Linked DNA regions of Homo sapiens: region 2 is linked to region 1. A link is an interaction called in ENCODE POLR2A ChIA-PET data of the cell type or tissue named here. Cell type or tissue: IMR-90. All regions are shown on one strand. Links, peaks and the distances in the headings refer to the core of each region. The heading gives the core; the rest is flanking DNA.

Region 1 (5,382 bases), core at 154-5,153:
TGATTATACCCTTTCAGAATGGTTCTCTTTGGGAACTGCAGTCTGGTGTTACACTGGATGGGGAGTTTCCTTGTGGTTTTTACTCCTTCTACAGAAATGCACTTCTTTCTCCCAAAGCAAGTCTCCTTCCCATTGTCCCTCATAACTCTTCTTTGGCCTTCTCTCATATTGCAGAAGATTTCCAGGTTATAACCTGGAAATTTCATTACTTAGGATTGTTTATGCCCAGTGTCACAAGAACATGAAAGACTTATCCAGACCCTGACCACTTTTCCCTTCTAGGGCACACTCCAGAAATGCAGCCACAGCAATATTTCTTATGTATATTACACTGCAACTTTGATATTTGCTTAATAAAATTTGGCAACACATGGTCCGAAGTGCTTAGTTTTCTTGGGGCACTTTCTAAGTGATTTGTACCTCTGATTTGATTATTCAGTCCACAAAAAATCTGCTCTTTAGACCTGTCTAGAGTATTTGCATTCAGTCTCTTTTGTCTCTGGGGAAACAAGTGAGCCTTAGGCCACAGAAGATGCTCTAATTTGCCCATCCCTTTATGATAACAAGAATTAGCCAGCCAAAGACTGGAATAAAGCAATCACTACTTATTTCTTATTTTACCATGAGGATAAAATGATCACATGCAAAAAAAAAAAATTAGCAAGGTATACACTGCAAACAAGTTTCGGGGAGACAGAGAGGGGTAGAAGATTGTGGTTTCATTTGACGAAATTATTATGCTCATATTTTCCAGTTTGGTTAATCCACACTTACCTTACTTTCCCTGTTCATGTTCACATTAGTGGGGTTATTTTCTCAGGATGCAAGTTATAGATAGTCCATGCAAGTGTTTTCTTAGGTAACCTTTGGATCTAAGTAGCATGAGGTCATGATTGCTCAATTCACATATGAAGATAATAGGAGTGAGAAAATGGCCCAGAATTAAGGGCAGTTAAACAAAAAGTTAATTGTGAAGAGGATAAGCTTATGCAGCCCCTTTCCTGAACTTTCCTAAATCCGTTTTATTATAGTGCCCTTTTATTATAAAGAGAAAACTTCTCTGTAGGCTTTCAAAGATCAGAGCTCTTCAGTCCCGGCTATACTAACCATTATTTAACCTTAATAATTAGAAGTCTTTCTCTCCATGCACTTCCTTCCACTGGGGACTTTATGTCAACCCCTGCCCCCAATAAAAAAAAAAATGAGCTAGAAAGTTTAACTGTGTTTTGACTAATAAAGAGAGGAAAGAAAATGGAATTAAGCCTAAAAATGTGGCCCCAGAATGACCAGATTATTAGAGTAAGGAATATCTCAAGTAAGAAATGCATTCTAGTCTGAAAAATGTTTAGAGATAGATTAAACCAGTGGCGACCAGGCATGGTGGCTCACGCCTGTAATCCCAGCACTCGTGGAGGCTGAGGAGGGCAGATCACGAGGTCAAGAGATCAAGACCATCCTGGCTAACACAGTGAAACCCCGTCTCTACTAAAAAATACAAAAAATTAGCCAGGTGTGGTGGTGGGCACCTGTAATCTCAGCTACTCGGGAGGCTGAGGCAGGAGAATGGCGTGAACCTGGGAAGCGGAGCTTGCAGTGAGCCGAGATCACGCCACTGCACTCCAGCCTGGGTGACAGAGAAAGACTCTGTCTCAAAAAAAAAAAAAAAGAATAAAAATTTCTACTCCCCACCAACCCACCAGGCTCTTATATAATGAAATATCCCTTGTTAAGTCGCTATGGGTTTAGCAATTCTTTCATTTTTAAAATGTTTATCAAAACTACTAGTGGTATGAATATTCCATGAACAGGTGGTACCAATTATATTTTAATTTAGGTCCAGAGTACATCATTTTGAGCAACCCCTTCCCCTATACATAAAAATATTTTCAGAAATAATCATGAGATGATACAAGTAATAAAATGGCCAGAAAAGAAATATAGACAATGAAAAAAAATAAAAATAAATAAAAAAAAAAACCAGTGGTGGTAAAACAGTTTGAGATAGATGAAATGCTGTTTCTTTTCTGGACTGGCAATCATTCTCTAGTGGGCAATGTTTTTAAAACACAGAGTATATTGGGTTTGCTTTTCATTTAAGAAAAAAGCACTCAAGATAATCAGGAAAAAAATCAAAAAATATAGAAAAGGAGGGAGGAAAAACAAACACACAAAAACCACCCACTTATAGTCCTACTAGATTAGAAACAATCTTGGGAGTCTGTGGAATTCTGTGAATTTTGTGAAAAGAACATGACCTTTGGAATCAGAGAGATCTGGATTATTTTATTTTATTTTATTTTATTTTATTTTATTTTATTTTATTTTATTTTGAGATGAAGTCTGACTCTGTCACCCAGGCTGGAGTGCAATGGCGCCATCTCAGCTCACTGCAACCTCCACCTCCCAGGTTCAAGCAATTCTCCTGCCTTGGCTTCCTGAGTAGCGGGGACTACACATGCGTACCACCATGCCCAGCTAACTTTTAGATTTTTAGTAGAGACGGAGTTTTGCCATGTTGTCCAGGCTGGTCTCGAACTCCTGGCCTCAAGTGATCTAACCGCCTCAGCCTCCCAAAGTGCTGGGATTACAGGCGTAAGCTACCGCACCTGGCCAAGATCTGGATTTAAATCCAGTTCCAAGCTGTGTGACCTTAGACAAATCCCTTCAATTTGAGCAGATGCTTAGTGAATGGAAAATGAACTACAAATCTGATCACTTTTCTATATCAGAGTCACTGTAGAGGAATACTCACTTTTTCTATTCATATACCTCCCTGATTTTCAGATCGATGTTTAACTATCTTTAATGTTCCTGATTTGGCTTGTTTATTTTTCATTGTTATGATCTGAAAGCCACATTACTGGCTTCTTCATTTGGCCAGTAACTGCAACTCCATTGCAGCCTTATTTTAGCTAAGTCTATTGTAGCTCTTGCCTTTCTCCCCACAGGAACCCTGCTTTAGCCTTTCCCAAAGACATTTTCAGTCCCTACCTACTAGCATTGGTGTGCCAGTGACATCCTACTCTTCTTCTTGAAACAGGGAGCAGCCCATGAACCTGATGCTGCAAGACCACCTTCTTAGTTCTCAAAGTAAACAAAGGTTAAAATGAAAATGGTTATGATGAATCATACTAATGCTGTGTTTCAAAGAACTTCCTATAGTATTATGTCAACAAGATAAATTAATTCAAATGTTGGGAAAGCTACTGCACCTCTTGCCCACTGCGCTCTCTAGTGTGCTTTGGAGGAGCACCCACTGCTGCAAGTCCTTCCCACACAGCTTGCAGAGTAGCACCCAAGAGTCCTGGGGGCCGCCCTCCCAAGTTGGATGCAAGCAAAAGTCTATGTACAAACTCTTTTCATTACCCAGGCTGCCGAGAGAGCCTTCTGGAGCTCACAGATAAAATTCAAAAAGCTCAAGCGGTAGCAAAACCTTGATGCTTATTGAAAACCAAAGCAAAGCAAAACAATAATCCACCTAGCTTATCAACACCTTTCCTGGGACTAGGTGAGGTCATGCTTTATGAAACGCCATGGGTTGTGAAATTAGTTTGATAGATGCAGTTCACAATTTTTAAATAAAAAAAAATAGAAAGCATTAAAGTAGAAGATAGATGGTACAGGTAGATATTGTTTCACAAACTTTTTTCAATGTGTGTATGTCTTTGTAAAGCAAATATTTCTTCCCATGATCACAGTTAGAAAGGTTTAAAAACTTTTTCCATGGTCTGAATGTTCGTGTCCCTCAGTTCATAGTTGAAATTGAATCCCCACTGTGGTGGTATTAAGAGTTGGGGCCCTTGGGAGGTGATTAGGTCATGAAGGCAGAGCCTTTATGCATGGAATTAGTATTCTTATAAAAGAGACCCAAGGAGCTTATAAGTCCCTTCCTCCATGTGAGGACACACAGAAGGTGCCGTCTATGAGGAACAGGACCTCGCCAGACACTAGATCTACTGGTGCCTTGATCTTGGACTCCCCAGCCTGCAGAACTGTAAGCATTACATTTCTGTTGTTTATAAATTACCCAGTCTAAGGCATTTTGCTATAGCAGCCTGGATGGATTGAAACGAGCTTTGCGTTAGGACTTGGGCCCGGAGTAAGAGCAGGGTAACACGAGGGGTCTGAAAGATCATTGGAGAAAAGAACAGGGCAATGATGGGGACAGGTAGGTGCTTGGGTGGGTACCAAAGAGAATTCTTTTCACACTTCTGCCAAATTCCTGCACATATATGCATGTACACCAAACCATACCACACTCTACATACACATTTGCCTATTCCTAACACCACTGTTCTAAATTCCTAATATGTTTCCAATTGCTGCCTCCAGCATAAGTGCCAGATTCCATCCTTGATCTGAGAGAATCTTGGAAAATGTCAGTCCAGGTGGATGTCCACAGGAAGAACATTAGGAACAAAGAGAGACCTCTGTTTCTTTCTTGAGCTGGGTGTAAACACTAATGCGAGAGTGATCAACCCCCTTGTTTACATACCTTCCTATTTTAGAGTTTCTGCTTTGGAATATTTAGATTAACAAGAATATCATATGTACAAATATCACAAGAAGAAAGTCTCCAGTTTTAGGTTAGATTGCTAAGCAGTTGTAATTCAAATATGAGAAAACTTGAAGTTTTATGTTCTTAGCCACATCATGTGCTCTACAAATGTTGCGACAGTCTTTCCTAAGGAAGGTCCAGTTAAACCGCAGCCTCCTCTCAGTTCTCTCTAAATCCAGCAGGGAGTGTGTGTGTTGTTCCTTCTCCCTGTGTCTTGATCTCAAGAGGTACCTTAGGAAGGCTGCAGTTGGACAGCTGAGCCAAAGCCACAAAGACCACATTTAACTCTCCTCATTTGGGTACATTTGACATGTTCTCTCATCTTATCACCATGGAAATCCCACAGAGAGAGTGTGAGTGAGGGAGAGGGGAACTGAAAAGGACTCACCCACAAGACATTACTGCCACACCCAGAAGCAGGTTGGTGAGAGGTGGAAGCAGCCCCCTAGGTCTCCTCAGCTGCTGGGTCTAACCAGCCCCTCATAGGGTGTGGGATGCTCAACCCTGTCCCAACTTCCCTCCCTCCCTCCTGTGGGGCTAAAAGGCAGCCTCAGCTCCATTCTTCAAGCTTCTTTCCTTGCATTCCTCCCCTGACCCTCAGCCCCATGACTCTGTCCCATAATATTTACCTGCAGTAGGCAGATGTTCAGATCACCTCACCCAGGAAACCTCCCTCAGAAAACTTTGCTTCTTCTATTACCCTCTGAAAATTTTATTTCTATAATTATTTATCTTAATTTTGGTGAGCCTTGTTGCATATTTAATCATTAGCATCCTACTGGTTTTTTGTACTACACTATTTCTTCGTGTTCCTGTTCAAGCTA
Region 2 (5,382 bases), core at 363-5,362, 240 kb after region 1:
GATGAAATGACACAATGCTACTTTAAATGTAGACTGAACTGAAATGAACTCCTGTGCAATGCTGCACTAAAGCAGCTCCTCTGTGAGTCCAGGTGGTACTTCCAGATCTTAGCAGTTCTACTTAGAACACTGAACTAGCCTTGTTAATCACTTAAAAGTCTCACATATGAACGAACATCTAAACTCCCATTAAAGCAAAAATATCATCAATGTCATCTGTCTCCTTAATGGTTCCTGATGTACTGTTTTTATTTATTTGCATCACCGTCCACGAATCAGTTTCATTTTCATGGATGCCTCTAAGATTTTCATGAATCATTTTCTCCTTAGTTTGTATGACAGGCATTGAAACTCCACTATTCAAGAGCTGCTTACTGTTAGGGTAGAGATCAGTTCTATGCACAGTACAGTGTGAGAGTCTCCACTTAGCACTGGTATCTGTAGCACTCTTCCGAGTCCCTTGAGAGAACTGCTGAATTTCCCTTAAAAGAGTCGACTGCAACTTTCTCTGTGGTTTCCTTTGTCTCCGTAAAAATTTATTCTGTGATCTTCTCTGTCTCAGATGATGCTTTGAAGTTTTGATACCTGAGCCACGAAGAAGGTGGTTGCAAATAGACGTTTTTATGCACTCTAGTTTCTTTGGCAAACTTTAAAAGACAGAGAGAGGAAAAATCTGGGCTTAAGATGAGAAAAACATTCTCAAGCACTTTTAATTTACCAACTGAAAAGAAAAATACACAACTTATCTACAAGTCCTATGCCTGTGTACAATCCCAGAACCACATCGAAAAATTTCACCCCAAGTCTGTTTTTTGAGAGCACAAATGCCCTCTGATTGAAGTGTAGACGAATGTGTCCCCATTTTGCTTTCAAACTCTCAAAAGTACAGCCGCCTAGCAATTAGCTGAATGGCGAGATACCCTATACTTTAGTGTCAGAGCTTTTCCCTCATAACTGCTAATCTGTTCATAATGTAATGAGTGGACATGAGGAAACATCACAAATGAAAAAATCTGCCAGTACGTATTAATCCGAATCTGGATAATCAGCTTCATGCTGTGGCAGGAAATGAACAAGGAAAAAGGAATAAAGGCTAAGAGGGGTTTATAAAACAATATGAAGACAGGGCTTCTGGCCCAGATACACAGACAGCCTTAAGCTACCCTAATTATGATTCATATGTCATCTTCAAGTTTGGAAATTCAGAAATCAAACAGCTGATCATTTTAGGTGTTTTGCTTCCACACACGGTACACTGCCACAAGGTTCATCAGTGCCTTGCTGAATTGTTTCACTGTTTGTGATAGATTTTAAAAGACGGGCATGGATATAAAACTTTGAGGAAGCCCATTATAATAAAGTAAATCATGATCTTTGCTTCCATACCATTTTCTTATCTCACTATAAGCAGTGGCTTTTAAGTGGGGAGAAGGTGGGTGTACTTCAGAGTTGAAAGGAAAACAGAGGGCCTGAACTGAGTTCCACATCTAACCCCTTGAGCAAAATCCTCCATTTACCCATCTATGAAATGGGAATAATACTGTCTACCTCACAATGTTATTATGGACATTAAATAAATTATAAAGTTTACTACAAATATATTAATGAAACAGCAAAACAGGGCAATCTATGAAGGAGCACTATATCTGGGGGAGTACTGAGTAATGGTTTAACCAATAAACACCAGTTTGCTACCCTTCTCATTAACTTTTAGTTGTTACCTCTGCCTCATCTACCCTTGATTTTAAACCCAATTTTAAACAGAATGCTTCTCTCCATCTCAGGCTGCGTCTCCAGCCATAGGATACATCACTTTTAGATTATTACAGACCTTTAGAGGAGCCATCTCAATGTAAAAACCCCTCAAGCACTTTATCCCTCAGGAATATTCAACCACTTTCCCCATAGCTTTTAATCAAAATGTGTTACAAAACCCTCACTGTATACTTTTTTTTTTCTAAAACAGGAATATATTTTATGCAAATTTTAAAAGAAAATTTAACAAATTTTCAATACGTGGTTCATCCCCAGGAATGAACTTTAAATCCCTGAATAGCTCTAAACTATGGATAAGAAATTATGGGGCATGCACAGGATATTTGTTAAAGAATACAATAAAAAACAGGTCAGAATAATTGCCTCTGTGAAGGTGGAATAGGCTCTTAATACATATTTGTGTCTGAAATCATTACCGTTAAGCCCTGAAGTGTCTAATGTCTAAATTCATGTAATACTTCATGCAATACTGGTTCACAAGCAAAGATAAGCACCCTTAAACAGTTGTGAATATAAAAATCACAGAAAAGAAATATAGATAGAGTCCAGCTGCTACAAACAGTAGCAAGTAGCAACAGTACAACACCCCAGCAGTCTTGTGTGGGCCTCATGGAAGGCAGGCACCTTCTGCTTCTGCTCTCATGCCCTTATCCCACTGCACTGCACTGAAGCTGTCTGCAGAAGGGCTGCCTTTCCCAGAAGACCCTGAGCTCCCTGAAGACCAAGTCACGTCTTTATGCAGTTGTATCCTCAGGCTCAGCACACTAGACACTCTTAATGGTTCCTGAATGAGCTGATGGAAATGATGAAGAGCATAACGGGGACTGAAGTCCAATTAACTTGTTTATCTTCTTCCTCCAATGATACAGCTTTGCTCTTACAATAAAAGCAGCAAATGCAATTGCAGTTTGAGTACATCCCAATTTAGCCCCGCTGCGGCTGCTGGACATCACATTTTAAAGAAAAGTGACCTGAATACTTTTACTCATAACAACAACAGAAAAAGTAAAGTAACATAATTTTTGCAATATACCTACCTAGTACCTTGAGCTTCCAGATGTTTAAGCCGGTTGCTTTTAAGAAGTTTGTTACCCAGAAAAATGGCCTGAGCCTTGAGTTTTTTGCTCCTGCACCATACAACTGCCATCTGGATTTCTTCAGAAAGTTGTGTGAAGGACTCAGCCTCTCGGAATCTTTGCACAAAACTTTTGGCATGAGGAGTTCCTATCACTTTCTGAGAAGAATACTTGGTTGTCTTTAGTCTGGATTGAGAACATTTAAAATCAAAACTGGTCTCCTGAAACGTGGAAAGATGAGAAAAATATATTGGACATGTTACTGACTTGTAATTATATGACAACAAGGAAAGCTAGCTCACAATCAAAATTTAAAAATTAGAATTATCAGTCCCTAAATGCTTGAAGTGATGGATACCCCATTTACCCTGTGGTTATTATGCACTATATGCTTATAACAAAATACGTACCCCATAAATATATATACCTGCTACGTACCCACAAAACCTAAAAATTAAAAAAAAAAAATCAGTCTGTAAGGAAATTTTTTTGCTCACTAAGCTTTCCTTATGTCTTTAAAAACTGAATTTTTCTCCACTGCTCCAAATACAAGTTGTTTTGTTCCCCCTCTGTACCAGGACAGGTCCCATCTGCAGCTGAATTAGATTGACATAGGAAAGTTAACATAAATATCCTAACACACATATCTCACATACACAATAAAAAAACCCCACATGATTAAATACTGGTCAAAGCCTAATTGCAGAGGGTTGGGGGATCACTGAAAGGCCCCTCTTCGCTACACCACCAGATTATCACGACTTGTTTTTCACTTATTTCCGTATCCTGGGCAAACCTCCTCAATTTAGAAATGTTTCTGAAAACAGGGAAGATATGGGGCCCTGCAGAGTGCCCAGCAGAATAAGCCCATTAATCAGTTAATGCCTGCTGAATATCTATTAAAAATGCTCAATTGAGCAACACTTCCAATTCTACTTCAACCATCTTCTGACAAGGCACCTTTACTTCTTCAACCCCTTCTTTCTATATCAAGTCACATTTGGATTTTACTAACGTTTACTATTTCTTTATGAAAATATGCTGCCTACGAGATGATCTGCTCTTTCATTCAAAGCTTACCTTCTTCCAAATTTCTTACACTCAAAAGGAACTTTAAAAAAAAGTAGAAAATATAAAAGTAATGACCCAGGTCAATAGTTTATGTTTGGTGATCAATAGAAGTAGTTTGCTTTAAAGCTAAGCAAGTTAGTGCTATTTGCTAAAAATATAGTAGCAGTTAGTTTTGAGTAAGAGGGATGCTGACCCACCAACTTCAAAGCCAGCTCACCTACAAACAGGTGCACAGGCTGCAGAAGTTTCAAGGTTCACAAAGCACCATAGTTCTTGAGATACAGTTGAAAAACTGTTCTGGGGACTGGTGAATAGTAAAGAAGAAAGACTATGAAACCATACTGCCTGCATTCAAATCGCAGCTCTACCATTTATTCACTATGTGGCCTGGCAGTTTCTTGGCCTTTCTATGCCTCAGTTTCCTCATCTGAAATATGAAAACAGTAATAAGCATGCCCACCTCACAGAGCTTTTGTGATATAATTACATGACTTCATGCATATAAAAGCACTTAGAACAATGCCTGGCACAGAAAGTATTACTCCTCACTCTGAATTCATAAATTGGACAGAACATCAATGGAAGCTGGAGTCCTTAAGTTCAAGAAAATATGTTTAAGAATTCTTAAATAAAAGAAGTAAACTAACCCATGAAAAATACCAGAAGTAGACATTTTGCAAAGACAGGGTTAAAAAAAAAAAAAAGTCAAGTTACTGAGTAAAACAGTAATGCCGATGTACTTATATGCTGTTAGGTCCAGAACAAACAGAATTTACAGACATTAATCAATCATGTTAAAACTTGAACCTCAACAGGAGTAAAGGAATAGCTTCATGACAAAATGATGAGGATGATGACCAAAATGACCGTAGCTAATAACATCTAACTCCAATTAAATGCTTACCATACTCCAGACTACCGAACGCTTTACATGCATTAAAACTAGCACAACCCTATGAGGCACATATTACTATTACAAAATAGAGGTACGGAGAGATCAGGAAACTCACAGAAGGTCACACAGCTAGTACCAAAGCCAGGATTCAAACCAACTGTCTGACTGCAAAGCCTATACTCTTAAGCTGCAGTACAATCCATACTTAACAACAGATCTTACGGTTACTTTAAAATTCTAGAGAAACTCCTACTAAAATATTTCTGAAGGTACTCTATTAACTGAATTAACTAGATGTATTAAAAATCCCTTGCCTCTATTCATTCAGAAGCACACACTGACAACTAAGAAGGCACTAAGCTTAGAGCTGGGGATAAAATGAAAAGATTCAATCTCTGCCCTTGGTAAGAAGCATCCTCTACAAATTAGCAGAAATCATAAGCTAAATTTAATGAAGCCAGACAAACCTGAGTAGCTTTGTGTTTCAGCTGGTTGCAGAAAGCCCTCACATCAAATTCTGATGACTCTTCTGTGGAGGTGGAAAAATTGCAGATACAAAACCTT

The links. ChIA-PET counts read pairs that join two places held together with the same protein. Peaks named below come from ENCODE experiments on the same cell type or tissue, not always from the same donor. Only the 100,000 strongest peaks of a DNase experiment are listed, where the experiment ranks them.
Region 2: POLR2A ChIA-PET joins it to region 1 with 26 read pairs; 5 of 35 experiments call an interaction of 5 or more read pairs at or near these places.

Annotation. Positions count from the first base shown.
Region 1 is chr3:112,762,553-112,767,934 of GRCh38, forward strand. No RefSeq gene overlaps it. Among named protein-coding and RNA genes, the nearest start is that of LINC02042, 16 kb to the left of the region's middle. In IMR-90, for the core only: no CTCF peak of the experiment used is centred there; no DNase peak of the experiment used is centred there; H3K27ac peaks cover 436 bases.
Region 2 is chr3:113,005,358-113,010,739 of GRCh38, forward strand. RMP64 (ribonuclease MRP subunit p64) reads right to left here. Exons shown (of 9, transcript NM_015412.4): 7 at 5,286-5,347; 8 at 2,814-3,073; 9 at 1-647. The coding sequence ends at 179. Among named protein-coding and RNA genes, the nearest start is that of NEPRO-AS1, 11 kb to the right of the region's middle. In IMR-90, for the core only: no CTCF peak of the experiment used is centred there; a DNase peak (open chromatin) is centred at 2,974; H3K27ac peaks cover 287 bases.